Linked DNA regions of Homo sapiens: all the other regions are linked to region 1. A link is a loop called in an ENCODE intact Hi-C map of the cell type or tissue named here. Cell type or tissue: mammary epithelial cell. All regions are shown on one strand. Links, peaks and the distances in the headings refer to the core of each region. The heading gives the core; the rest is flanking DNA.

Region 1 (7,470 bases), core at 668-5,667:
AGATTTTCTGCGTATTTGATTTGTTTTATCCACACAGCTCTGGTTTTTGTTTTTAACTTGTGGTTAACAGCTAGTCTTTGTTGTTGTTGTTGTTGTTGTTGTTGAGACAGTCTCACTCTGTTGCTCCTCCCGGAGTACAGTGGTGCAGTCTTGGCTCGCTGCAACCTCCACCTCCCGGGTTCAACAGAGAGTCTCTCTTAAAATGAAATACTTCAAGGAAGGAATTTTTATCTTCAACAGTGTGGCTTTGTTGTGTTTTCAGATGTGAATCTATTCTAAAATCGAAATGGGAGTTTTACCTTGCATATCTTTCTTCTTACCTATTTAGAAAATTTGAATTTATTCAGAAACTGTGTTATATACATACAATTTGATATGCTCTCCTTTCAATATAAAATGATTTATCAAATGTGGGGGTGGTTCTTACATATTTTTATTTTGCGCTTGATTTTACTTTATGCTTGCAAATGTTTTTGCCTTTTTATATTTCCATTTTGCATTTTAACTCCTATTTTGTTTTCTTTTTTTAATTTTCTCCTAAAAGCATGAACTTACGAGAGGTGTTAAAAAAATATGGTAAAGATGTTGGTCTTCATATTAAAGCTGTAAGATCCTATAGTCAGCAGTTGTTCCTGGCATTGAAACTCCTTAAAAGATGCAATATCCTACATGCAGATATCAAGCCAGACAATATCCTGGTAAGTCAAACAGCCAAGCTGCGCTGTACATCTTGAACATACATTTCACTTCTTACTAGCAGTAATATTATTACTATGAGAAACGACATCTTAGAAGCATAGTTCAGTATATTAATAACCTATTTCAAATGACTAATACTTTTTTATCTTTCTTGGAAATCGGACAGTGAAATTTTATTGACAAGTATGAAGAAAAAGGAAATGTACAATTGTCCCTTTTTTTCTCTTTTGACTGATAGATTTAAAGTGTGCACCAATCCTGGAATGCTTTACTGTAGTAATGAGTTTCTTCTGTTATCTTTAGAAAAATGCTGCACATGTTGCTGTTTTGAAATAAGGAGTGTCCGTACTCTTCTGTTTGCTAATTTTATAGCTCCCTAAGCTGTGGCTCCTGGGGGCTCAAACACAATAAAGCTCAGTTGTGGTTAGGTATTATATTTAAAGGCATCGCTTTTGAAGTTTATTTTATTTTATTTTTAAACTTTCAAGTTCAGGGGTACATGTGCAGGCTTGTTACATAGGTAAACTTGTGTCATGGAGGGTTTGTACCCACTTTTCCTGATCCTCTCCCATCTCTCACCCTCCAGCCTCTGACGGACCCCAGTGTGTATTGTTCCCCTGTGTGTCCATGTGTTCTCACCTTTTGAAACCTTAATTCTCTTCGACTAGTGACTTCTGGTGGTAACAGCAGATTTCACAATGTATATGTTTTTAAAATTTTGAAATACATACATATTATCATAGTGATGTGATTAATGCACACACACACTCCTCCCCTCCCTGGCCCCATTACTTTACCCTGTTTTGTGGCCTTCAGTTTGGGTCGTGTTCGCAACTTGGAGAATTCCAGCTTATATGCTGGTAACATTCTGCATTTCATTTTTTTAAAATGGGTTCTCTTTATCAGTTCTCCTACAGTTGATGCCTAGGAGAGATCCTGAAGACTAAAAGCTAAGCGTGTAAGGTGTTCTTTATTGGGAACTCTTGGAGCTATAACAAAATAAATACTTTTGATTTTTTCTTTTGTTTTTTTTGTTTTGTTTTGTTTTGTTTTGAGGTAAGGTCTTGTTCTGTCACCCAGGCTAGAGTGCAGTGGTGCCATAATGGCTCACTGTAACCTCCAACTCCTAAGCCCAAGCAGTTCTCCTGCCTCCGCCTCCCCAGTAGCTGGGACTACCCACAGGCACATGCCACTGTGACTGCCTAATTAAAAAAAATTTTTTTTAGAGATGAGGTTTGGCTGGTCTCAAACTCCTGGGCTCAAGCAATCCTCCTGCTGCAGCCTCCCAAAGTGCTGGGATTATAGGTGTGAGCTACCATGCTTGGCCAAGATAAATTCTTTAAAAAATGGTGATCTCATTAAAGTTTAAGGAGTTTTTTTTTAATCAATAACTAAGCTATTTAATTCATATTTCTTTTTCTTTTTTGTTAATATCTTAAAATATTTCCTTTATTTCCTTCCAGACAACCACATTAGTAATGAGGTGTATTCCATTTTTATGTTTGGTCTGAATTATTATTGTATTGTATATCTAATGTAACTTGGAGTTAGGGGAGCTGAGTAATTTCATTGAAATGGTAGGTACATTAAAAATGAAGTATAAATTTGTGTGGCCAATTTCATAGTTGATTTTTACCTCAGTTTTTTTTATGAGACACAGCCTTGCCCTGTTACCAGGCTGGAGTGCAATGGCGTGATCTCGGCTCACTGCAACCTCCAACTCCCTGGTTCAAGCATTTCTCCTGCCTCAGCCTCCCGAGTAACTGGGATTACAGGCAGGGGCCACCACGCCCAGCTAATTTTTGTATTTTAGTAGAGACGGGGTTTCACCATGTTGGCCAGGATGGTCTTAATCTCCTAACCTCGTGATCTGCCCGCCTCGTCCTCCCAAAGTGCTGGGATTATAAGCGTGAGCCAATTTTTTGTTTTTTAATTGTGAAATACATGGTTCATGTCAAAGAATATGCAAAACATGTACAATTTAAAAGGTCATTTACAGTGAGCGTCTTTGTGACCATTGTGGAGGTTAAAGAATAACACATTTGCCAGTGTCACAGAAGAAACTCTTGTTTTTAAAACCTAATGCTAAACTAGTATAGGTTTTCACATACATTTAAGAAATGTTTTCCCGTCTTCCTGGGGAAGGAAAAAATAGACCTTAATGACGGAGCTGATTTTTGTTAATGAAAATCCAAAGCCTTTAGCTCGTAATTTCAGGTATCAGTGTGGTTTAAGTACCACATTCCTCATGACAGGAGCAGAAGTTGTGTAGCAAACTGAAGTGCATATGAGTATGGATACCCTGCTATTCTTTAAGGCATTTTAGCCAGCCCAAGAGTTCCACTGATGGATTCTAATTTTAAAATGGTTCTTAAGTTTTCTGTGGGTATTGAAACTGCTTAAGTAGCTGAATTCAGCTTACACTTTAAAAAGTTTTAAAATAACTTTTCTATTTTAAGATGCTTTTCTGATTCCCAAGATGAAAAGAATAGTAATCAATGTGGGAGTTAAAAATAATCATTTCTGTTCCTATTAATAGCTTAACTCTGGATATCATTTATAATAGTCCAGTCTCCCCATAGAGACTGCCTAAGGCTATAGTGTTATGCTGCTTTGGGGTGGGAGCAGTAGGCCAAGTTCAAGTCCCAACTCGGAATTTGTGTGTGTCTCTTTTGAAGGGGGGAAGGGACTCTGGAATATGAATTATCTTCACTTGTTAATCCTGAACATGCCTCTGACTCATGAGTGGCAGCAGTCATGGGAGCAACTCCAGCCTTTCTCAGCAGATGTCACTATTACTGTGTATGTTGAAGTATTTACAAAGGAAAAAAGAAACAAATGACTAATATAGAGTTCATGTTTATCAGTTTTGCCAGATATATTTAACATTTTCTTGACTAATACCTTCTTTATATTTGAGGGATTTAATATTTTTTAGACTTGAAGTGATTGCTAAATTTGGGATCATATAGCAGCTTCGGATGAAGAATATTTTGTTTTTGTCCAAGTTTATTCTGAATCACCCTTCTGCTTTCATTGCCATTGTAATTCTCTGGCAACTGAAAGTTAAGTCTGATTCCTTAGTTATAAAACTTGACTTTATTCAGGTATTCAGGGTCTTTTTAGAAGATGCTTTGCTTCATGAAATTAGATTTTTCTCTCAGTACCCCACCCTTTTAAAAATGCAGTTGTTAAAATTAAATGTACTTTGTGATATCCATTTCCTCACTGAAAACAGTTTTTACTCATTGTAATGAATATTTGATACATATTAACTTTTCATAGTTAGGAAATTGAATTAAAAATAAATAGAAAAGGAATTTTTAAATGAATGTCTTTGTTCTCAGTATTGGAATTAATAAAACTTTTCAAAGCCAATAATTTTTATTTATTTGTATTAATTATTCCTGGCTTGAATTAAATTCCCTTGAAAAAATGTTTTGCAGGTTAATGAATCCAAAACTATTTTAAAGCTTTGCGATTTTGGGTCGGCTTCACATGTTGCGGATAATGACATAACACCTTATCTTGTCAGTAGATTTTATCGTGCTCCTGAAATCAGTAAGTTTCTTAATGTTCTTTGACCTGGGCCATCATATGTGGTGGAAACCGCATACTTAATGTCTAAGCACTGTTTTCCATCACACTTCAGCAGCTGCACGAGTTCATTCATGAGGAAGGGAACCATAGCAAGTTCATCCTCCTCAGGTGGAATGAAGGTAGTTGTGACAGGAGTCTTGATCATGTCGGGCAAGAGTAGCAAAACAGTTGTGGAAAATCCTCGACTTTAGAAGACTGCTCTTGATTATTCAAGGTCTGATTATCACATTTATGGATTGTATGGGACCTTTGTTTTTTCCTGTTGCCTTGGTTGAGGCTGATTAGCACCTCCACCAAAGGCGAAATGAGAAAAGAGAAGAAATACATATTTTCTTTTGCCCTTTAAGTTCCTCCCCTACACCTCCATTTTTTAAGGTTTTTAAGTTTGAGTCTCTATTAAGAATTAGTGGGAAAGAACACAAAACTAATTGTCAAACTAAGGCATGAAGATTGTGGTTATAGTCCAAGCTAAGGTAGCCAGCCCCTCATTAATGGAAATAAAAATTAATAGTCGTCAGTTTTCTCTATCCTCGTATATTAAAACTTTGATTTTGTTTTCAGTTATAGGTAAAAGCTATGACTATGGTATAGATATGTGGTCTGTAGGTTGCACCTTATACGAACTCTATACTGGAAAAATTTTATTCCCTGGCAAAACCAATAACCATATGCTGAAGCTTGCAATGGATCTCAAAGGAAAGATGCCAAATAAGGTAAGACATTAGCATGAGCTTCTTTAAGGTCTTAGTTTCTTATTAACTGACAAGACTGCTGACACTTGCTCACCACTAGTGAGCTATAAAACAAAAATTTCAGAAAGGTGGGTAGATGGCTATCATGATTTCTTAGGGTCTTTCCCTTTTCTGGTGTTTTAAATTAGTGGTTCTAATCAGCCAAGCGCTAAGGATAAGAGAACTTGTTCAATGATGGACAGAGAGCAGCAATATTTTGGGGATACACCCTTATGGGTAAAAGTTTCAAAATGTTTGGAAGACAGAATGGAAAAAGATGTAAGTTGAATTAGGTAAAATACAAGAACATGCTTAGTGGTCAGAGAATGAATAGGTGAATATTAGATATTGTAAGAGGAACTTGATGTTAATTAATTTATTAAAGATTGGAGGTTATTTGAGAAAGTAAGGTACCTTTCTTGGTACCTTTTCTTATTTAATATCTTTCTAACTCACCGCTGATACTTCAGCTATAATGCTAGTTTCTGTTTAACATGAAGCAAGAATGTAAGCATTTATTAAAGTATCTGAGGGCCATAACTTAGCTTTTTTTTTTTTTTTTTTTTTGAGACGGAGTCTTGCTTTGTCGCCCAGGCTGCAGTGCAGTGGCGCGATCTCAGCTTACTGCAAGCTCTGCCTCCCGGGTTCATGCCATTCTCCTGCCTCAGCCTCCCGAGTAGCTATAGGCATGAGCCACCGCACCCGGCTGTAACTTAGCTTTTTAAGATTTCAGCCTATTTGCTGAATTTCTAAAGATTTACACATTTTTCGTAAAGGTCAGAAAACTGTATGGTTTTCAGTTGTGTTTTGTTGTTGTTGTTGTTTTGAGACTGGATCTTGCTCTGTGTCCCAGACTGGAGTACAGTTATAGCTCACTGCAGCCTTGAACCGAACCCCTGGGCTCAAGCAGTTCTCCTGCCTCAGTCTCCAATGTAGCTGGGACTACAGGCATGTGCCACCACAACCAGTTAATTTATTTAATAATTTTTTTGTAGAGATGGAGTTTCACTATGTTGACCAGGCTGATTTGTACATATTGTCCAAATTCTATTAGGTTGGACTTTTTTTAGAATAAGTTACATAAAAATGAGCTATGTTGGTATTAGTTTTAATGAAGTCTGACCTGTATCAGGGCTGTTGGAACATAATTAGTAAAGTGGCATTAGGTTCCCTAACTGCCAAGGAGAAAAAACCTGAGTTTTGTGATATTTTTAGGAAGAAATAATTTAAAGTCTTTGTTGACTCTCCAATTTTAAATAGTGAAAGGACAATTTGATGTTATAATTGTTTTAAGTCACTGCCTGGACAAATATAATTTCATGTTATTAAGTAGTTTTAGGTACAGCATTGGTATTTGCTTTTGCAAAGATGTTAATGAATTCCTGGGATCAAGGGAATCTGAGATCAAACAAACCTACAGAGACTAAATAACATACTTATTTGACTTATTGTATATTAATTAAATTGTTAGTAGGCCTGTTTCATAATAGTTCAAAACCCAAGTTTTTGTTTTGTTTTGTAGATGATTCGAAAAGGTGTGTTCAAAGATCAGCATTTTGATCAAAATCTCAACTTCATGTACATAGAAGTTGATAAAGTAACAGAGAGGGTAAGTGTTTTAAATGCAGCATGCAATAGTTATTTTATTGTTAACTGAGTACTAAATCATACGAGCTGGTGAATTAAAAAAAAAACAAAAACCCAAAAGTAAGTATTTCCTTTTTGCTGTCGACCAATTCCTAAATAAAACACATCAGACCATGGAAAAGATGGAGGGATTTTAAAATGTTTTTCTAGCATAATTAATTTATTTTTATTATAGGTCATATTTAGGCCCTCGTCACATCTTCTTTGGATTACTTTCTTGGTCTGGCTTCCCATCCAGCTTTCTTATTGCTGCTAGAGTGATGTTTCTGAAAACATATCTGGTCATGTTCCTATCCCTGCTTAAAAACCTTTGTTGGCTCCCTGTTACCTATGAAATAATATTTAAGTTCCTCAGAATGACAAATCCAACTGCTTTCTTCAGTTTTCAGACCTCTCTTCAGTACATTCAGAACCCCCACCTTTCCACATTTGGCCAGAAGGCGTGCTGGTTCAGACCTTTGTGCCTTTGCTAACAGACCTCCCTGAGCTTAGTCATTTCCTGTGCTGCCTCACCCCCAACCCCCTAAAAAATGTATCATCTTCAAGCCTCAGCTGAAATACACATTCTGTATGAGCCTTTTGAAAACTCCCAGATTGAAGTAATGATTTCCTTATTTTTGTCCCATTATTATAGCATATGTCCCTGTCTTTGTCAGAGCACTTAATAATACTTCAGGGTATTAACTTATTCACATGTCTGTCACTTACCACTTCAAGGTAGGGAAAGTACAGTGCAAACAGCTCATGCTTATCTTATTGTAAATTTTCATTGCTAACTTGGAGTTGACTTTTT
Region 2 (7,470 bases), core at 1,462-6,461, 71 kb after region 1:
AAACTTATTCAAAAAAATGTACCCAGAAGACACAGCCTAAGGAATACAAGCAGGAAACTGAGAAACCTGCCAACAACAGCTAAAGGGACACAAACAGGTACATGCAAAGTTGCCAGTAAGCAGCATTTAAAATGCTGATTTTCAGAAAGAGAGCAGCAGGTGGAGTTAAGGGTTTAGGCTCTGGCGTCAGACTACTTAGGGACGTTGGGAAAGTTTCTTACCCTCTCTGTACCACAGTTTTCTCATTTGTAAAATGGGAACCAATCCTTCTTTGCTTTTTTTTTTTTTTGAGACGGAGTCTTGCTCGGTTGCCCAGCCTTGAGTGCAGTGGCGCAATCTCAACTCGCTGCAACCTCCGCCTCCCGGGTTCAAGCGATTCTCCTGCCTCAGCCTCCCGAGCAGTTGGGATTATAGGCGTGCACCACCACACCCAGCTCATTTTTGTATTTTTAGTAGAGACGGGGCTTCACCATGTTGGCCAGGCTGGTCTCGAATTCCTGACCTCAAGTGATCCACCTGCCTTGGCCTCCCAAAGTGCTAAGATTACAGGCATGAGCCACCATGCCCAGCCTAGATTGTAAAACTTATTTTTGCCACATTGGAGGAGAATGTTTGTTTTTATAGACAGGGTCTCACTCTGTTGCCCAGCCTTACTCTTGCCTCAGCCTACCAAGTAGCTGGGACTACAGGCGCCTGCCACCACACCTGGCTAATTTTTGTATTTTTAGTAGAGAAGGGGTTTCACCACATTGGCCAGGCTGGTCTTGAACTCCCGACCTCAGGTGATCCACTTGCCCTGGCCTCCCAAAGTGCCAGGATTAGAGGCGTGAGCCACTGTGCCTGGCCAAGTCCTTCTTTCATCGGGCTACTCTGTACATTACGTGAATATGTGTGTGTGTATGCGTATATTTATAATATACATAATGCATGTGAATAGAGTGCCTAAACAGTGACCACTCAAAGATTTATTATTGTTATGATTTCTACCTTTTTCTTAACTCATACAGGAAATGTATCATTTGCTGACAGAGCTAATAGGCATTATTAACCATTGCCCACAGTATAAAATAGATTAAATGTACTGATTAATATTTTGGTTATATGGGTTAAATATTAACCCATCATTTAATATGATATTTATTCTTGAAGCCAATAATGGTAAATCTTATAAAACAATTTTTTCTACAGCCTTTTCCTTTAGCATATTTCCTTTATTTTATTTATTTTTTACTTATATATTTTTTTGAGACAGAGTCTCGCTCTGTCACCTAGGCTGGAGTGCAGTGGTACGATCTCGGCTCACTGCAACCTCTACCTCCTGGGTTCAAGCAATTCTCCTGCCTCAGCCTCCAATGTAGCTGGGATTACAGACACCCGCCACCAAGCCCGGCTAATTTTTATATTTTTAGTAGAGATGGTGTTTCACCATGTTGGCCAGGCTGGTCTTGAACTCCTGACCTCAGGTGATCTGCCCACCTCAATTTCCTTTATTTTAAATGATGCTTGATTTGTTTGGTTGGGTAAACTTTTATCAGAAGACACTATTTGACAAATAAATTTTACTTTTGGCCAAATTTTTTAGCATTTAATATATATATGCAATATACATATATTATAATATATATAGAATAGATATGTTTTATATGTATTATGTATATATGTTTTCTGATTTCAACATTTATTACAATTTATATCATAAGATGGAAGTCATCAACATTTTTAAAAGGTTGATGCAGGCCAGGCTCAGTGGCTCACACCTGTACTCCCAGCACTTCAGGAGGCCAACGCAGGCGAATCACTTGAGGTCAGGAGTTCGAGACCAGCCTGGCCGACACAGTGAAACCCTGTCTCTACTAAAAATACAAAAAAATTAGCTCGATGTGGTGGCACGCACCTGTACTACTCAGGAGGCTGAGTGGGAGAATCGCTTGAACCCGGGAGGTGGTGGCTGCAGTGAGCCAAGATCGTGCCACTGCATTCCAGCTTGGGTGACAGAGTGAGACTCCCATCTCTTAAAAAAAAAAAAATAAGGATGATGTATATTGAAAGTAATTTTCAATTCAGTGGGAGAATCAGAACAAGATTCAAATACAATATTTGCCCTCCAAGTATTAAAGAATGAGATCCCCAATTTTAGGTCAGGAACCATTGACCCAGTCCCTGTTAAAAGCAGGTCAATGACTAATCAGTCATCTAATACACAGACTGTGAACAAAGACATTGATTTCTGCCTTTGAACAGAAACCTCTACCTACAAAGGCTGGGCAGCCTGGCACCTAGAATCTCATTTGCTAATTTTGTGGGAAAATTATTCATAAGAATTAGGTCTGTCAATACATCCAATCTGGTTCAATGGAATCCAGCAAAAGAAAATTCGAAGAATTAAGGATGCTATTATATGGTCCTGTCTATCAGTGGGGAAAATACCTCTGAACAAAACTAGAAATCTCTTCAGTGGTAAAAACCATATGCTCCCTAGAAGGCTGCAATCATCAGCACAGTTTACCATCACATAAGCATAAGTCACTGGACAATCTGATACCCTAAAGGTGGTTATTAGGTGCTTGTAATGATAAAAATTGGAAACAGCCTAGGGTTCCAGCAGTCAGGGACTGGTTAAACAAGATAAGTTAATAACCCAAACGTTAGGACTGGTTATCTCTAGGTGGCAAGATAAGGAGTGATTTTTACCTTGTAGCTTTTCTTGGTACTTTTTCATATCTTTCAAAATTTTATTTTCCACTATGACATATATATTACTACTGTAGTAAAAATAAAAACTAAAATCTGTATAATGCAATGGTGAACACAAGGCTGAATTGTGTTCTGGGCAAGGAACTTCTCAGAGCTTCAGTTTTCTTATCTGCAAAGGAGGGAGTGACAGTAGATAATGCTCACAGGTCCTTCTCCTTCTAAAATTCTAAATCCATTTACTCAGTAAAAAGGATCAACTAATCCCTTGCACAACCTGCAAAGATGCTATTCCTCCCTCCCATAACAAATTTTCAAGTGTCTCCTGAATCTTTCAGAATAACATGAAAGCTGTATACCTATTGTGGAATTTGATTAGAATCCGGAACAGTCAGAGTTGGAACAATGTTCACAACAAAATGCAAGTTAATAATGAAGGAAAAATAAAATCAGTCAAATCAGCCTAATGCTTTGGGAAAAATCTAAATTCAGTTAATTCTACCACAAACAACATGTAACCTGCTTATGACTGGCAACGCTGAAGGAGGATTCAAAGGCTCTCATCTCGCGCTGCTTGCCTGACCTCTTGCTTTCTAGGAGCTGACTTACCCTGTCAGATGCATACACGGCATCGAATAGCCCAAGGAGGGTGACGGAGATGCCCACAGCTGGACCATTGACCACTGCAATCAGAGGCTTAGGAAAATCTATAAAACAGCCCACAAATTCCCTACAGAAATGGAAACACAAAATCATTAAATGTGCCAAAGCAGCATGACTAAAGCATGGGCAAGACAGTCTGACTCTGAGATAAAGCCTTCTGTCAGGCTGGGTGTTTCCACAGCCACCACCAGCAGTGCCTCCTTGTCCTGCCACTTCCCTGGTCTTCCGCACCAGATTCATCCAGGGCATCCGTCTGAATGGCAGTGGATGGAAGACCAACCAGTGAGACCTATGGGTCAACCCTGGTTTGAATCTTGTATTCTGGACAGTGAGTTCAGGGCTGTAAACCAGCCGCAGTCTTAGAGATTAGGTTGGGTGACTGAGCACATGCTGCAATATCACAACAAGTGGGAATTACAGATTTGGCAGGAATAAAGAGAAAAGCCTTCATGACCTCCTCCTGTGTTTACAAGACTCCTCCGAGTCTCCTACCTTCAGCGTTCATGGAAATCTCCCATTCCTCTGGCTGGATGAGAATTTGCTAAATTCCTCTGCCTCAGTGCAAGATAATTTTGTTTACAACTATAGCTCACTTTTATGTTTTCCAGTCAAATCTCATGAGACCAGCAGGATGAACAGGTAACAGAGGTCAAAGAGAAAGAATGAATGCCCACCTATGGATGGAGGCAGTTTAGAGAAATATGCTTGTCCAAAGTCACAATTAACTGCACTGACACAGAGAAGCAGATATTGCACTTTTGCTCAACTAAATACCACTTTGATGACTAAGAACGGGCCCTCTGGGATCAGACAAAGGTCAGTAACTCTTACCTCAGTAAAACGGCATTATTTTTAGCTTTCTCCTCTACTCCACCAGGGGGAATATCAGTGAAGTTAGTCAGATCATTCCCACTACTGTAATAGTCACCATTTCCTATAAGTAAGAAAATCAACAGATCCCTCATTCAATCATCCTATAATTCTTGAGTATCTACTGCATGCCAAACTCTATGGTTAGGCAAGGGAAATACATTGGAGAACGAGCAATGGTTCCTGCCCTAACTTACAAACTAGTGAGTACGCTGGACACTGATCTATAAAAACACACCGATAAATGTAGCTAATGCTACTGTTGAAATAGAGGAGTGGTGCGTCATGAAATGAGGGTATGTACCAGGAGGGTTGGTCTAATCAGGGAGTTCAGGAAAGAACTTTCCTAAGGAAGCGACAACTGAATTGAGATCTGAAGGAGAGGCCAGGTGGGCTAGAAAAAGAGGGCTGGGAAGAACAGTTTACACAAAGGAACAGCCTGTGCAAAGGCTCTTTGGAGAGGTTATCCCCACTGTAGATGAAGTAAGAGCCACTGTAGCTGACTCAGGGAAAGCCAGGGGGAAGTCGGTGCAGGATGAGGACTGGCAGAATAGACCTGACAGTGCTTTGTAGATCCCATGAGGAAGTTTTTTCTTTATTCTAAGAGCCACTGAAAGTATGTTTCTGAGTGTGTGTGTTTAATTAAAGTACAATTTATATACAATAAAACAACCAGTTTTTAAATGTTCATTTAGATGAGTTTTAATAATTTTAAATACCCACAAGATCACCATCCAAAACAAGATACAGAACATCTCCATCACCCCAAAAGTTTCCCGTAGGCTCCTTCCTAGCTATCCCACCCCACCTGCTCCAAGGCAATCACTTTCTGACTTCAATTTCCACAGAGAAGAACTTTTGTCTACTGTAGAACTTTCTACAAATGGACTCATACAGTATGTACACTCCTGTCTTTATTTTGCTGAACTGTGTTTTAAAGATGCATCCACATTCTTGTGTATATCATTTATTCCATTTTATAGCTGAGTATTCCATTGTACAAATAGTCAACAATTTGTTTATTCATCCATGTGTTTTTGAACATTTGTTTTCTGGTTTTGGCCGTTATAAATCAGGTTACCATGTCTGCTCCTGTAAAAGTCTTTTGGTGGACATATGTGTCTTAATTGATGTTGGGTAATTGCGAAGGAGTGGGTATCTGTGTTTTTTTAAACATTTTTTGTATATTTATAAATCAGAGTATGACAGTACTGGAAAAGATCTTAGAGCCTTTTTTTTTTTTTTTTTTTTTTTTTTTTGAGACAGAGTCTCACTCTGTTACCCAAGCTGGAGTGCAGTGGCGCGACCTCGGGTCACTGCAAACTTTGCCTTCCAGGTTCAAGTGATTCTCCTGCCTCAGCCTCCTGAGTAGCTGGGATTACAGGTGTGTGCCACCATGCCCGGCTAATTTTTATATTTTTAGCAGAGATGGGGTTTCACCATGTTAATCAGGCTCATCTCAAACTCCTGACCTCGGGAGCCACCTGCCTCGGCCTCCAGGTCTTAGAGCTTTTTAACTCAATTTCCTATCTATTAAGAGGCCCCTCAAAATAGAAATTTAATTAGGATGCCTGAGAAAATGTCTTACCTGTTAAAACAGTGATGATTGAGTCATCCTTGCTGGCAGCTTTAAGTGCACGCATAATTTCATGATACATCTGTGTAATGGGAAGACAAGGAAAAGAAAAGAACTCTGAACACAGGAATCATCAATCAATGGACTCAACAAATGTCAGGCTGCAAGCTTGCTCTCAGCAAAGTGCCTAACATTTATTTTGGTTGTATTTTATAACCAAAAAGGTGGACCAACATAACTGAAGGAATTTTTATTCCTTTCACAGTTACCTGGTGCATATTATGTACCTGGTGCTATGGCAGGAGCTGCAGGCTATAAACCACTTTTTTTCCAAAAGGGACCAAGAAAGAAATAGTCCTTGAGCTTTTGGAATTAACAGAGGACTTAACATGTTCAATTTGGAATTAACATGTTCAAATGAGGAGGGGGTTGGAAAGTACAAAGTAGCAGGGAACTCAGAGGAGGTGCTGAGGCTTATCTAGTGTGGGCAGAGTGGGAGGTGGTCAGAGAAAACTTTCTACAAAGCAACGTCTCTGTTGTGACCTCAAGGAAGCCCCTGGCAGTCTGGGAAGTGTTAGTGACTGCCAAAAGGCTGGAATTTTCAAGACACTGTAATGGTATTCAAGGAAGGTGGCTCAAAATTTTAAATCAGCAACATTTCTGAAAATCTTGGACAAGCAGCTATATAGCTTTTAATGCATTTAAAACAGGTGCAATTTCAACCTTAGATGAGATTTCAGTGTGGGAAAGAAATGAGGAAGAGGGCTGATACTTATAGATACAAATATACTGGAAAAGACACATGGACTTTACATAAAACAGCCTGCCCTCCGTATCCACGGGTTCCACATCCATGGACAACCAATCACAGATCAAAAATACCTGGAAAAGAATTCTGTATCTATACTGAACATGTACAGGCTTTTTCTCTTATCATTAGTCCCTAAACAATACAGTATAACAACAATTTAATATAGCATTTACATTGTATTCAGTATTATAATAACTCTAGAGATGATTTAAAGTATATGGGAGTGTATATAGAGGTTATATGCAAATATTATGCCTTTTTATGGGGGACTTCAGGTTCCGCGGATTTTGTTGTCCACACGGAGGTCCTGGAACCAATCCCCATCGGATACCAAGGGATGACTGTACATGAATAAGCGTTTAAGCATTTCTCCTGAGGGAAGTGATAAGGAACTCATTCTATCATTATTATAGTTATGATAACACCACACAGCAGGGCGACTGGTGAGACCAGGATTAGGAGATGGATTATCAGGGTTCCTTCCTTCCAACTGGTGAGACCAGGATTAAGAGATGGATTATCAGGGTTTCTCCCTCCCTCCCTCCCTTCCTCCCTTCCTTCCTTCCTTCTTTTTTGAGATGGAGTCTCATTGCGAGGCCCAGGCTAGAGTGCAATAGCATGATCTTGGCTCAACCTCCACCTCCCCGGTTCAAAAGATTCTCCTGCCCCAGCCTCCTGAGTAGCTGGGACTATAGGTGCGCACCACCATGCCCAGCTAATTTTTTGTATCTTTAGTAGAGATGGAGTTTCACCATGTTGGCCAGGCTGGTCTTGAACTCCTGACCTCAAGTGATCTGCCCACCTTGGCCTCCCAAAGTGCTGGGATTACAGGGGTGAGCCACCACGACTGGCTATCAGG
Region 3 (7,470 bases), core at 913-5,912, 160 kb after region 1:
CCTCACAGTTGTGAGCCACTGTGCCTGGCCATTTTCAGACTTTAGAAAATGATTTTCATTTACTTTTTCCTGGGAAGGCTCTTGGGTACAATGTTATGTGTTATTTAAATCTAAACAGCAAACTGGCCAGCATTGCCCCTTAGAGTTTCCTCTATGGGGAGGTCATGGATCCCCTACTTGAACTCCTCTGTAGCAGGCACAGCAGCGAGTGCCTAAGGGTGCAGAGCTGGGGGCCCCATGGCTTTCCTAGCTCCCTTTCTTGTTCCTAGTGTTTTAAATTACACTTTTATTCCAAGGAAGGGCCCTGATTCCAACCACATGAAGTAACTATATTGGAAAGCCCTGTGGACTCCAAAGCACTGTAATTAAAGAGCAAGGGATTCCTTTTCAGATAATTGAAAGGTGGTGGCAGAGACCCAGGAGTTAAATACTTTTAGGCCATGTTTGCATGTAGATTTTCCTCTTTAAACCTGTGCTTTTTGCCTGTGAACACTATTTTCCTGGACATCCAACAGCAATTTTTGTAAGAGTTTGAAACAGTAGGTTTGCCTTCACCTGAGCACCTCTGCAGGCCATTGACAGATCCCATGGTGCCACAAGCAGTATCTCTGCAACTTTCTGAGCAAGTCTCATCTGCCTCCTGGGGTTCCACATGGCCATCAGGGGCCATCACTGTTAAATGCAAAACTCATGACTTTCTTGCTATCTTCTCCCTGAGGATGAGGGAATAACTTCTCTTCTTTGTGCTCGCACACCACCCTGTTCCTGCCTCTATAAATAGCACTGGCCACACTGAATTAGAATTATCCATTTGTCTCCCATTTCCTCAGGCCATCTGGACATACTCAGAGTTACCCGTGGCACCACTCTCCAGGGAGCTCCAGCTTCTCTAAGCCCTTTTTTATCTTCCATTTATTCTGGGTTCTGATTTTGCCTTGCCTCTGCAGTCTTAAAGATGTTCTTGCTGTACAGTTCTTGACTTTCTGCCTTCTTATCAGCCCAAAGTGACAATTCTGTGGCCTCTGGTACCTACCCAGTGCCTGGCATAGAGTAGGCCTGCAATAAGTATGACTGGCCAAATGAGAGTTCTACTATTATCTTTATCATTATTTTCTTTCTCTTTTTTCCTCCAGTTATTACCAATGGGGTGATTTGGTGAGGGCCAGACTTTCCTTCCAAATTAATAAGTGCAACTCTTCTAAGAATCAGGTGGCAAGAACTTACAGTTCCTACGCAGTAGTCAATATATTCTTTCACTTGTGCAGCCCCTGCTTATAGCTGATTCCTATGAAATGGAATTTCTCAACAGTTGAATTGAAGGAAATTTGGATAACACCACCTAAGGTCACTCCCATAACTATCCCTCCATGCCAATCTCATGGCTAGATGGGAAGCCTTCAGGAATATGTTGGGCAAGTAGGTTCATGTCAACCACAAAAATCTTCAAAAGGTTCTTCCCCTGAACTATGTATTGCTAAGTCCTCAAATCTAGTAGATTTGGCTTTGCTTCACCTGTAAAACACACAGATGCAGGAGATAGAAGGATACCCAACCACTCTTTGGATTTACTGAATCTCAGAAATAGATGAAATGGCCCTAGAAGGCATGCTAAGAACCTGTAAGTTTATTGTAGCCAAATCTTGGTACAAACATGTTTCAGTATCACCATGGCAATATCTCCTCAATGAAATGGGCCCAATAGTCCCATAGACAGTTGTTTTGGGATAAACATAGAAACACCCTTCTGCTGTTAAAGCTTGAAACTTGTATCTGTTTTATGAGTTCCTTCCTCAGGAAAGGACCTTCGGGAAGTATCAAAGAACTGAAACTCAGCAGATCACTGCACCAAACACCTCCTTGCCCCACCCTAGTTCCTGTTTTCTTACACATTGTTACATTTCCTCGGTGCTCTATAAACCCCTAGTTTTGGTAAGTCAAGGAGATGGATTTGAGACTGAGCTCCCATCTCCCTGGCTGCAGCACCTAGTTAATACTTCTTCCTTGGCAATACTTGGCATCTCAGTGATTGGCTTTCTGTGCAGCAAGAATCAGGGCCTAGACCAAACCTCTGGAGTTTTGGTAACATCAACAGTACAATAATAAATGGAAATAAATAAAATAAATAAAAACATTGTATATAGTAGACCAAATGGTCATAGTTACTGTGAGAATGGGAGAGCAGAAAAGGCAGTTGAAGGAGGAAGCAAAACAAGGGGTCAAAGAGAGGCAGAGTCAATTATATTAAAATCCAGTTAATTTTAATATAATATATAATTTAATATGATAAATACATAAAATATATAAAAATCAGGACTTGGAATTTGAGTGTTACAGATTTAGAACCTATTTGAGGTCCACTCCAGTTGACTATTTTATGCATAGTAAATTGAATTTTGATTTCTAAACTTTAGTCTCCTGACTTGCTAAAGTGCTCAGGCCTTACATGGTACAAAGGGCTTAAAAAATGAGGCTTAACTGATTTGGTGTCCAAAGTCCCAGCTTGTTTGGTGGACCATTGGAATATTGCTGGGAGAACAATAACAATTTTGGGAGACCAACACAAGACCTTGTGTCACAGTGAAGCTTATGAACCTTGACATCACTTAAAGGCAAGTGTGTGGTTTTTTTTTTCTAGGATAGTTCCCCAAATTAGGAACATCTCTTGTGGACCCTTGTTTGAGAATAAACACTAGTGCTCTAAGTCATTGTTTCCCTTCAGGAGTACTTGTGCAGATAAATAGGTCACCCCAATAGCTGAGTGATCCCACAACCATTACCATCTTTGGTTATAAAACGATCTCCACATTTAGATTTTGAGCTCCTGGAGGGGAGGTCTCCAATATTCTTTACTTTCTTTAATTTCTCAGCATCTTGCACATTGCATGTGTACGGTTAGGTGGAAGCTTCACGAGTGTTTATTAAATGATTGATCAGAAGAAACAGGGAGAGTAACTTCATGTAACTGGAGTGGCTTATTGAAAAGTTTGTCACCAATCCCTGTTCCTGTGTAGTAAACTTGTAACACATCTATGGCATTCCATCTTAAATTGTGGCTCCTACTGAATAGTACGCACATCTCAAGTAGACTTGGAGGCTCTGCTCACATGGCCTCTGCACCCCCTCTCATAGCTTGTTTTCTGATGTACCAAGGAGATTCTTGTATCTTTGAAGACTGCTAGCTCTAAGGCAGTTTCTTGTTTTTTCTCATGAAGGCGGTGAGGAATAGCCTTATTTTGAATCACTGTGACCCCTTGTGGGCATGTGTGGGGACTGCACCCCAACCTCTGTTCTAAGTAGTAGGCCCCATGCCTTGCTTGGGGCCACCTTGGCTCACTCTCCACTGACAATCTCAGTATAGTCTCCTCTCCTCCTACCGCCCCCCGCCCCCCGCCTCACCCACTGAAGACTGAGTGACCTGGAATAGGAGTATTCTAAACTGGAAGGCTTAATTCAGTGTGACAAGGCAACCCTATTAATTTGCCTCTGCCTTGAGTTGGGATTTCAAATCTCTCCCTGTGTCTACAGGATTGAACTGGCATGAAGTGCATTAGCTTCCCACTAGAGTTGGTGCAATTCTGCTTCAACTCCCTCTCCATCTCCCTTGGTGACTTCTTTACACCAGGAGGCAACCTGCCTTTATGGTTCTCCTTCAGCAAACACACACTTTTCTCCCCCAGAGACAGGTTTCCATGGAAACCAATCCAAGGGGAAACATTCTGGAGAGGTAGAGTTTGTGGTGTAAGGTATGGTGAAAACCACAAGAGGGGTGTGTGGAGAAGGCAGTTATGTCAGGATTATGTTAGAAATGTGAACAAAAATGTACTGAGGCAGTAGGAAAGCACATTAAACTTTAAAAGTGTTTTTAAATGTTGCTATTCAATGGGAGTGACATATCCTAGTGAAATCAGAAGGCCGTAGAGTGCCCACTGTGTATGAGGCATGATGCAAAGTGGAGGGAAGGACCCAGGTGGCAGATGTGGCCTCGCCTCAGGGAGTTTGCAGCCTCTTTGGAGAGATGAGATGGGCACACCAGACAATAGTACATCAAAGCAAAGAATGAATGGGACCCACACGACCAGAGAGGATGCAGCCATGACTCCTGCTTTAGGCCAATCATCTTACCTTTAGAAACCAATTTTTTTTTTATTTGACTGCTCTATTATATTAAAACAAATAGGCTGGGTGTGGTGGCTCATGTCTGTAGCCCAGCATTTTGGGAGGCTGAGATGGGAGGATCGCTTGAGGCCAGGAGTTTGAGAGCAGCCTGGGCAAGATGCGAAACCCCATCTCTAAAAATTTGTTTTAAAAAAATTAGCTGTGCATGGTGGAACGCACCTGTGGTTCTAGCTACTCAGGAGGCTGAGGTGGGAGTTCGAGACTGCAGTGAGCTATGATCGCACCATTACACTCCAGCCTGGGTGACAACGTGAGACTTGATCTCTAAAAAAAGTGAACTAATAAATAAAATAAGCAGTTAGAAGAACATAATCTATACCATGGTGAATTTAAGGAAACTCAATCTGTAGTCCCGAGTCTCAACCCCAATCAAAGGAAGATTTTAAAATATAGGAGTTAGTAAGGCATGCTTTTATAGTTTTGGAGATGAACAAGAAGTTAGATGAGTGGGACAGAGAGGAAACAATGGTTTACAACCTTGGCTATGCATGCAAATCACCAAGGGAGTTTTAAATACTACTGCTGCCTCCCTATCTTGGAGATTCTGACTAGCTTGGTTTGAGTCCAGAGAGCATGGACATTGGGATTCTTAAAATTTTCCCAAATGATTCTAGTGTGCAGCCACGTTTTAGAACCATTGGAAGATCCCATTCCTAGCACCTTCCTCCTCCAGCTACTGCAAAACAGGCACACATACACACACGCGCGCGCGCACACACACACACACACACACACAGTTCCTACTCTTATAATTTTTATCTTTGCAGAAAATTGATTAAATATAAACAGAATGGGACAGAGCTTTCAGTATACTCAAATTCAATAAGCAGATAATTATGTTTATATGCCAATGAGGGGGTGATATGGCCTGGAGGTGTACCACTCTAATGGATTGTGGGAAGACTTCAAATAGGTTTCCATAACTCTAATGTGCCTCTAATTGTGCTCTAATGTGCCTCTAATGTGATTGCAATAATGTGTCTCTGACCTTTGATATATTTCCTTCAGCCAGCTACAATTCTGACTTGGTGCCAGTGTTAGTGGTGTGATGTCTGTGCCAAGGGTCATGAAAATAGAATCTGGTTTTCAGTGTCTGTTACAACACATCACATGTCCCTAAGCCCGCTTTCTCTGTCTCAGTGTCTCTGTAACTGTCTTCTCTGTGCATCATCTTTCTACCTCTGCTTTTTCTTCTGAATTTCTGTGCAAAAATCAAGCACTTGGCAGAACAAGAATAACTTCTACTTTCTGACAAGGGTTAACTTGTTCCCATATAGAAATAATGTGCTTATTTTGTGTTTTCTGGTGGTAAAAATAGGAAAGGTGCTGCCTGATAAAACATCACCATGACATATAACATCCTTGTATTAGTCTTTTCTCATAGTGCTAATAAAGACGTACCTGAGACTAGATAATTTATGAAAAAAAAAAAAGAGGTTTAATTGACTTACAATTCAGCATGGCTGGGGAGGCCTCAGGAAATTTACAATCACAGTGGAAAGGAAAGCAAACATGTCCTTCTTCACATGGTGGCAGGAAGGAGAAGAATGAGAGCTGAGTCAAGGAGGAAGCCCCTTATAAAACTGTTAGATCATATGAAAACTTAACTATTATGAGAATAGCTTGTGGGAAACTGTCCCATTATTAAATTACTTCCCACTGAGTCCCTCCCATGACATGTGGGGATTATGGGAACTACAATTCAAGATAAGATTTGGGTGAGGACACAGACAAACCATATCATACTGCCCCTGGCCCCTCCCAAATCTTACTTCCTTTCTACATTTCAAAACATAATCATGCCTTCCCAACAGTCCCCCAAAGTCTTGACTCATTCCAGCATAAACTCAAAAGTCTAAGTCCAAAGTCTCATCTGAGACAAGGTGAGTCCATTTTGCCTATGAGCCTCTAAAATCAAAAGCAAGTTAGTTACTTCCTAGATACAATGGGGATACAGACATTGGGTAAATACATCCATTCTAAATGGAAGAAATTGGCTAAAACAAAAGGGGCTACAGGCCCCATGCAAGTCTGAAATCCAATAGGGCAGTCATTTAATCTTAAAGCTCCAAAATGATCTCCTTTGACTCCATGTCTCACATTCAGGTCATGCTGATGCAAGAGGTGGTCTCCCATGACCTTGGGATGCTCTGCCCCTGTGGCTTTGCAGGATACAGCCCCCTTTCTGACCGCTTTCATGGCTGGCATTGAGTGTCTGTGGCTTTTCCAGGCTCATGGGGCAAGTTGTCAGTGGATCTACCATTCCGGGGTCTGGAGGACGATGGCCCTCTTCTCATAGCTCTACTAGGCAGTGCCCCAGTGGGGACTCTGTTTGAGGACTTCAACCCCACATTTCCCTTCTGTACTGCCCTAGCAGAAGTTCTCCATGAGGGCTCCACCCCTGCAGCACACCTCTGCCTGGATATCCAGGCATTTCCATACATCCTCTGAAATCTTGGCAAAGGTTCTCAAACCTCAATTCTTGTCCTCTGTGCATCCATAGGACCAACACCATGTGGAAACTGCCAAGGCTCAGAGCTTGCACCCTTTGAAGCTGTGACCCAAACTGTACTGCCTTGGCCCCTTTTAGTTATGGCTGGAGTGGCTGGGATACAGGGCACCAAGTGCCTAGACTGCATGCAGCAGGGGGCCCTGGACCCAGCCCACGAAACCATTTTTTCCTCCAAGGCATCTGGGCCTGTGATGGGAGAGGCTGCCATAAAGGTTTCTGACATGCCTTAGAGACATTTCCCCCATTGTCTTGAAATTAACATTTGGCTTCTCATTACTTATGCAAATTTCTGCAGCCAGCTTGAATTTCTATCCAGAAAATGGGTTTTTCTTTTCTACTGCATAGTCAGGCTGTGAATTTTCCAAACTTTATGCTCTGTCACCTCTTGAATGCTTTGCTGCTTAGAAATTTCTTCTGCCAGATATCCTAAATCATCTCTTTCAAGTTCATTTTCACAGATCTCTAGAGCACGGGCAAAATGTCATTAGTCTTTTTGCAAAAGCATAACAAGAGTCACTTTTGCTCCAGTTCCCAACAAGTTTCTCATCTCTATCTGAGACCACGTCAGTCTGGACTTTATTGTTCATATCACTATCAGCATTTTGGTTAAAGCTATTCAACAAGTCTCTAGGAAGTTCCAGAATTTCCCAAATCTTCCTGTTTTCTGAGCCCTGCAAGTCTCTAGGAAGTTCCAAACTTTCCCATATTTTCCTGTCGTATTCTGAGCCCTCCAAACTGTTCCAACTTCTCCCTGTTACCCAGTTCCAAAGTCACTTCCACAT
Region 4 (7,470 bases), core at 1,335-6,334, 100 kb after region 1:
TTATTGTCTTATATGTACCTGAAGCTCTACTAGATTTTTTTCAACCTTTTTTCCCTCTTTTTTTGATGTATCTTCAAGTTCACTGTTTCCTCTGTCACATCCTTTGTGGTACTGAACCCAGCTAATGTGTTTGTTTTTTTTTAATATTGGTTATTGTGCTTTCAACTCTAAAATTTCTGATTTTTGTCCTGTATATCTTCTATTTCTTTAATGATACCTTGTATTTTTGCTTTTTCTTCAAGAGTGTTCAAGATTGCTCATACAAGCATTTTAAAAGCTTTGTCAGATACTTCCAACATTGGTGTCATCATGGCACTGGCATCTGTTGATTGACTTTTCCCATACATGTTGAGGTTTTCATGGTTCTTTATATGCTGAATACTATTTGAGTGTACCCTGAACATTTTGATTATTATATATAAGACTTCAGGTCTTGTTTAAATCCTATGGAAGATGTTGACATTTTTGTTTTGGCGGGCACTTGACCTGGTTAAGTTCAGGCCTCACATTTCAACCCACCTTCTCTGAGCTGCAATTCCAATGTTAGTTCAATTTTCAAAGCCTTTCAATGCTACTCAGATCATTCCCAATTGGGTGCCCCCCGTGAGTGCTCCTTACCTAAAAGGTCAGACTGGAACCTGGGGAGACCTGTCTCTTAAGCTCAGTCCTCAAGGTCTTTTGAATGCCAATTAGGATCAGATTTAGACATGCTCAGGCCAGGGGTTAGCCAGGAGTTCATAAACCTCTTTATGGAGTTCCTTTCCCAGACACTCTTATTTTATTTATTTATTTATTTATTTATTTATTTTTACTTCTCTGGGGATAATGCTGTATGCTTTCCCAAACTCTTCTCTCTCTGCTCTCTCCTTAGCACCTCTGGTTCCCTGAGGCTTTATTTTATGGTTGTCCAGCCAGTAACTACCCACTTCTGTGACTGCCTTACAGCAGTGCTGGGAGAGAGAGGGTGAGAGAGAGAGAGAGGAAGACAGAGAGGCAACAGTGTTTGTGGCACCTTCTTGGAGCTGCGGTTCTTCTGAACTGAGAGCAAGGTTTCTCTCCCTCAGAGCTGTAGCTCCTGCAGATTCCTGTTGCTGGCCTCTTTTGCTGCTGCACCGAGCCTGCTGTGGGCTTGCCTGAGGGTTGGGGCACCAGAGAGTGGAGAAGAAGGAGAGAAAAAAAATACTGAGGGATTTCCCACACACTCTCTTTCCCTTAAAAGACTAGAGCTACTACCATGCCATAATTAGCTAAAACTTCCACTTTCTGGAAGAACTGTCATTTTCTTACAGCTATTCACTTTCTTTCAACGTTCGTCACCAACATAAACACTAGACTCTCTTTGGGTGCTGTTTTCATTAAAGAAGTGAAACTTTTATCACTTCATGATGGTCGCTGAGTATGCTAAGGGAAGCAGAGAAAAACAGGGCTGCGTCTCCCTGTGGAGACTGGAGGTGGGCAGGCCCATCGATTGGCCAAGCGGCTCAGCGTAGCATCTGCTACTAAAATCGGGCCCCAGAAAAGTTACCCATTGTGCCATAATCATGTAGGCCTCTGGAAATCCTTGAGGAAACTCCAAATAGTGAATGTTAAATTAAAAAATGACAAAGTTCCATTTGATTGTTATCATTCTTGAGAGGTAATTTCACTATGATCTGTCAGGAAACATCTGTAAGAGATTCAGCCATAATGTGTTAAGGAGAAGGTTAGAAAATCTAGGGAAAAGCTCCTATCATTTTATAGTTTCTTTGGGGATTGAAATATATCTACTGAAGCAGGCTTCAAACTAGTGTGTCTAGAAATGGGATATCTTCACCTGGGATGGGGTAGTTGCCCTTGAGCCACATGACCCAGGCATAATTACAGATTTTCAGGAGTGGAAGAGACTTGAGATGCTATCTGACCAAACCTTCTGTTTTTACAGACGAAGAAACTAAAGCCAACATGTGAAGTAAGAACCTGTCAAGGGTCATATTAGGTCACATCAGGTCATATCCTAACATGTGTTGGCATCCTTTCCCCCTGTGCTGTCTGATATGCCTGGGAGACGCCCTCCGTCCTGCTTCCCACTAGGGCTACACTGGTATGTGAGTCCTTTGGGGGCAAAATCACCCATTTTGGGAATTTTGGAAGCAGAACAAAAGTGGCAGTGTTCTGATGGTTCTAGTTAAAGATGGAGAGGGATGTGGGTCTATTGCAGACATAAAGAACTCTCTTCTGAATGGGAGGGGCAGCCCAAGACCCTGGAATTACAATGTGATGGGACAGTTCAAGTCAAGTCTTTGTTTTGGCAGGTCAAACGGTGTAAACTTTGCTGGAAGGAACCTTACTCAGAGGGCCAATCACCTGCTTCTCTAGAGTTCTCAAGCTCTCCTGTGAGCACCAGGTTGAGCTGCAGAAAGCCAGAACCAGCTCAGAAACTGAGAAATGGACATGAAGATGCCCAGGTCTGCAGATGGTTTCCATTCTGAAAAGTGATAGTCCCAAGGGGGACTGGCATGCAGTCATTCATTCAACAATTGTGCTCCTACTCTGTGAAGTATTGGGGATACAGTGCTGAGCACAGACAGACCTAGTCTCTGTCCTTTGCACCTTTCAGTGAAGGATAGGAGGTAGACATTGATGCAACAAGCACCCGAGTAAATGTAAGACCATGCAGTGATAAAGGCCGTGGAGGAAGGGCCCATGCAGGGGCAGAAAACAGAGGAAGGGGCTGGTGGAGCAGCTCCTCTAGCTCAAGGCTGAGTGGTATAAACTGTAGCTACTGCATGATCTGAACGTGTCTTAAGGAGGGTATCCCCAAAGCGGGCTCATTGGGAGTTACTGTGGAGCGCTAGTTTATTGTAATTGCCATATGTTTATAAGTAATGGAATCCTAGAATTAGAAGGAACTTCGGTCACCTTTTAATTTAATATTTATCTTTCTCAATCCAGGAAACATCTCTACAGCATCCCTAACTGGGGGTTGATCCATTCATTTCCAGACACAGAGAACAGAGTCACATTCTGCTGTTTCCATATGTACCATTTTAGTAAGACTTCTTGGGGCACAAGGCAGGAAGTTGGGGACAATATATTTGTCTGCACCAAGGCAGCCTGAGAAGAGAGAAGTGAATACTCCTGGGGTTATTCTATATTATTCACTTAATATTCTAAGTGAGTCCTCTAGGGGTACCTGAGACATGGAGTATGAAAGTACACATTCACAAAAGTACCAGCTTTAAAACTAGATTATCTCTACTATTCAAAAACACCAAGGAAAGGCCACACAATGGAGACAAAGTGCATCTGAGATCTAGCAAATTTCCCTGTTGGCCACATACTGATAATGATGTATTAAAATCAATTCTATACTGTGGGGTACTTATTTGACATTAATAGGTACCATGGTGGTTTAACATAGTTGCTGCCCAGAGAAAACGCCGCACACTCACCTACACTAAAATGAAGTCTGAGTCAGCTGCCTCCCCTCCGCCATCCCTTCCAAAGCCAATGGTTGAAAGTCACAGAAGTCCCTCTGCTGCCACCTAGTGACGACAATGTGAATACAACTACACAGCCTCCTGGGAAAGAAGTTTTGAACCACGTTTGCTTCTAAAGGAAGCCTGTAATTACCTCTGAGTGCTCTATTTTGGCTACAATTTAAAAACATATATATTTTAAAACTCTATAAACTCTTATGCATATCCCTTTTTAAGAATCTGACCTGTAATGGATGTAGCCTCACTTTCAAGAACCTAAAAGCTATGCCCCCAATTCAGGGAGTAGAACAGACAGGCTTAAGAACAGTGCCTAAAAATGCCACTAAATTTATCTTTAAAATGCCTGTGGTTCCTTAGCACTTGAATTCCGTTATGCCCCTGGGTATAGTCACCTGGATGTTAGGGGCTGTCAAAATTCAGCCCTCAGTTGGTGATCAGTAGGTTTTCCCTTTAAGTGGTTTCTGAAAGGATTTTTTTTAAAAATCTTGAAATTCTCATGTCTGGATGATGTTTCCAGTTTTGTGGAAGAATAAAAGAAAAGGGACATGAAATTCTGGCTCCCTGGGGGCAGTGGCTGTGTCTTATTAATCTCTGTGCCCATTGTACCAACACCGGTCAGTCACAGCATGTACTCAACCAATGCTGATGAATGCAGAGGGGCGAGGGGCTGGCACGCTCTTGACCCCTTATAGGGGCTGCGTCGATGGCCAGGGTTCAATGGGAACTTTCTGGTACAGTCTTGCTCTGCCAATCTTTCAAATTAAGTGCAGCACAATTGGAAGCCTCACATTCTCATAGACGGGTTGAGGAGGGCATTAGGGGCAGAAAGGCTCACATAAGGCCTGAGCGTGAGGTTTCCTGCCCAGCACTGCTGTGCCATTGCAGCCCACCTTCTTCTCACCTTTCCTTCCACACCACGGCGCGGCAGGTGCAGAAACCGTGCTGGGATTGAGGCCCTAGAGGCTGACTACAGGTCTTGGGGGCAAAACATCTGGACACACAGCTGAAGATGAGCCAAGTATATTAGTCAGGGTTCTCTAGAGAAACAGAACCAACAAGATAGAGAGATGCAGAGAGACAGAGGGACAGACAGACAGATTTAAGTAACTGACCCATAAAATCTTGGAGGCTTGGCAAGTCCAAAATCTGCAAGATGGAAGTGGGCTGGCACATTGGAGACTCAAGGAAGAGTTGCACGTTGAGTTCAAAGGCCGGCTGCTGGCAGAATTCCTTTCTGCTCAGGTGAAGTCGGTCTCTGTTCTATTAAGACCTTCAACTGATTGGATGAGGTCCACCCATATTATGAAGGGTCATTTGCTTTACTCAACATCTACTCATCTAAATATTAATCTCATTGAAAAAAAACCCCAGAAACATCCAGAATAGCATTTGACCAAATGTTTGGACAATGCAGCCTAGCCACATTAACACACAAAATTAACTGTCACAGCAAGACACCAGGGAAGCATTGGAAGATGTTAGCGGCTGTCATTGAAATGGGTGCCGTCAGGTGGACGGCAGCCATCCATCGGGCAAGAGCGGGGCAGCTGGAAGGGCCCTCCCCTCCCGTTTGCTTTCTGCTCTTCACAGCTCACGGATAGAGGAATTTTCTCAGCACATTTCCCAGGAGGAGTTTGGCACCACCATTTCTTGAAAACAGATGTCTGCAGGGATGTGTGTGTGCCTGTGAATATGAAGTCCAGAGCCTGGGACTGAGAACAGCAAGGGGAACAGGTGGCCACAGGGGAGTTGCCAGATTGCTGACTTAAGATGTGCTCCCAGGGCTGCACTGGTGTCGGTCGTGAGAGCGATCACGGTTTGTGCAACGTCTGAACTTTCTATCAACTTATGGTTTAATCAATTTGCTGTTTACTCCAGCTATTTGCAACCTCTCCTCAGTTACTTGGTGTTCAGCAGTGTAATATATCTTCATGTGTGAATATAAATATACTATTTAGTGGAAACTAAAAGGAATTGTGGAGGAAGAATTTTTTTGGATAATTTTATGTTTTCATAATGTAAAAATTAAAGATATTTGAAGAGTTGAGTATGTCAGTTTTGGGGATGCAAGAGAATGACTTCGGGACTACCATAATATTTAAAATCATCACTACTCTTTCTTTCCACCTAAGTCTCATAGCAAAAGAGGAAATTTACTTCAGTCTCTTTCTGTAGCAGAACATTATCGTGCTGTATTCCTGTGTTCACTTATCTGCGCTGGATTGTGAGTCCTTACAGAGAGAAATTGTTATGTGCTATGTTCCCAACACCTGCACATTATAGGTGGTCACTAAGTGCTTGATGAATAAATGAATGAGGGAATAATATTGTTTATTATTTTTTGCTGTTATTTATAATTGGGAGTGGGTAGGATTTGGATTATGAAGACTCTGGGAAGCCTCATAAGAACCTCAGACTCACTGGGCACGGTGGCTCACACCTGTAATCCCAGCACTTTGGGAGGCCGAGGCAGGCGGATCACGAGGTCGGGAGATCGAGACCATCCTGGCTAACACGGTGAAACCCGGTCTCCACTAAAAATACAAAAAACTAGCCAGGTGTGGTGGCGGGCGCCTGTAGTCCCAGCTACTCCAGAGGCTGAGGCAGGAGAATGGCCGTGAACCCAGGAGGCGGAGGTTGCAATGAGCCGAGATCGCACCACTGCACTCCAGCCTGGGCGACAGAGCAAGACTCCATCTCAAAAAGAAAAACCTCAGACCAGACTCAACGTGTCCAAAAAAGAGCTCACCTTGTACCCCTAGATCCTGAAGCGGCTTCCAGTAGCTCAACCTCCTCCCATCCAGTTCCATCTCTGCCAGGGATCTTTTAAAAATGCAAATCTCATTATGTCTCTTTCCTGCCTCAAACCTCCCAGTGGTTCTCCAGTCTGTCAGGAGAGGGTATAGACTGTGGCCTGGCCCGGGAAGTTCTTTGAGGTCAACCCCTGCCTACTCATCTTGCTAACTCTTATGGCTCTCTGACACTAGGCTTTTGCTCCAATCATATAAGCAACTGTATTTCCATAAAATTGCAATGTTCTTCCCTACCTCCTCACTTAACTAATTTTCACTTTACTGATCATTTCTTATTTTACTATCAGCGTCTCTTTCTCCTTATTCTTCAGGGAACATTTCTCTCCACCATCCTGTGCCACACTGTGGGGGTGTCAGTAACACCCTCTGTCCTCTCCTGGCCAAAGGAAAGGGGTGTCATTCAGCCCAGGCCCCTGGATCCTCATCTTGGGATTTGGAAATGTGACCGAAGTGACATAAAAAAAAGACATGAAGTGCGAGGAGCTCATTCAGTCAGCTCTGCAGCTCCAGCTGGGTTACCTGTGAGTCCTTGCTAGCCAGATCCCTTGATTTGCCGTGACTCCTGCCTTTGCCAAGTCTGTCTTCATAGATTCTTTCAAATGTGGTTCCATCTTGCCTGAGTTCGTCAGAGCCAGATTCTGTGCTGTAATAAAAAACCCCAAATCAACTCACCTCTCACCCTCCACAATGCAGCTTCTGGAAGATTCCAGATGCCCCAGCCTGACTGAGAATTCTCTCTCCTCTGCTCTCAAAGTCCCTTTGGGTGCTTCTACCAAAGCACTGACAGCGTGATTCTGATTTGATCGCTGGTGTCTGAGAGCTGTGAACGTCTTGATGGTTTTGGCGCCCAGCACCATTCCTGCCTCATAATTGGCACGTGATAAAGGCTTGTCGCATTCCCTCATTCAAAATAAACATAGAAGACAATCCAGAGATTGCAGCTTCACAGAAATCACAGAAGGAAATTTATATTTATAGAGACGGCATATAAAATTTTAAAACAATTTTAATGAAAATCTTGAAAATAGACATTCTCTTCTTTAAACAACATAAACTGAACAAACTCAGTCTGTTTTGGTGCCTCTGTGAGTACCCTCGGTTGCTCTGGGCTGCTGTGCGATGCTGACCGGGACTTCCTCAGAGGCCTCATCTTCTGCATCCAGTGGACTTGCAAGCCA

What was found. Peaks named below come from ENCODE experiments on the same cell type or tissue, not always from the same donor. Only the 100,000 strongest peaks of a DNase experiment are listed, where the experiment ranks them.
Region 2: a loop joins it to region 1, with 5 times the contacts of the local background. A loop is called at or near these places in 41 of 110 quality-filtered maps.
Region 3: a loop joins it to region 1, with 15 times the contacts of the local background. A loop is called at or near these places in 24 of 110 quality-filtered maps.
Region 4: it touches region 1 in a loop (14-fold over the local background); 85 of 110 quality-filtered maps call a loop at or near these places.

The regions. Positions count from the first base shown.
Region 1 is chr6:4,052,176-4,059,645 of GRCh38, forward strand. PRP4K (pre-mRNA processing factor kinase PRP4K) reads left to right here. Exons shown (of 15, transcript NM_003913.5): 11 at 545-698; 12 at 4,146-4,260; 13 at 4,861-5,012; 14 at 6,553-6,639. Among named protein-coding and RNA genes, the nearest start is that of FAM217A, 23 kb to the right of the region's middle. RefSeq lists an enhancer at 7,020-7,314. In mammary epithelial cell, for the core only: a CTCF peak has its summit at 3,459 (motif pointing right); a DNase peak (open chromatin) is centred at 3,446; H3K27ac peaks cover 752 bases.
Region 2 is chr6:4,121,950-4,129,419 of GRCh38, forward strand. It overlaps ECI2 (enoyl-CoA delta isomerase 2), which reads right to left. Exons shown (of 10, transcript NM_206836.3): 5 at 5,813-5,882; 6 at 4,186-4,288; 7 at 3,301-3,421. It also overlaps the pseudogene TEX56P. Among named protein-coding and RNA genes, the nearest start is that of ECI2, 9.9 kb to the right of the region's middle. RefSeq lists an enhancer at 4,006-4,300. In mammary epithelial cell, for the core only: a CTCF peak has its summit at 4,221; a DNase peak (open chromatin) is centred at 4,202.
Region 3 is chr6:4,207,555-4,215,024 of GRCh38, forward strand. No RefSeq gene overlaps it. Among named protein-coding and RNA genes, the nearest start is that of ECI2-DT, 75 kb to the left of the region's middle. In mammary epithelial cell, for the core only: a CTCF peak has its summit at 3,254 (motif pointing left); no DNase peak of the experiment used is centred there.
Region 4 is chr6:4,152,550-4,160,019 of GRCh38, forward strand. ECI2-DT (ECI2 divergent transcript) reads left to right here. Exons shown (of 4, transcript NR_103764.1): 3 at 2,292-2,444; 4 at 2,932-4,836. The region is part of intron 2 of LOC124901246 (a long non-coding RNA gene); the gene reads left to right. Among named protein-coding and RNA genes, the nearest start is that of ECI2-DT, 20 kb to the left of the region's middle. In mammary epithelial cell, for the core only: a CTCF peak has its summit at 3,522 (motif pointing left); a DNase peak (open chromatin) is centred at 3,482.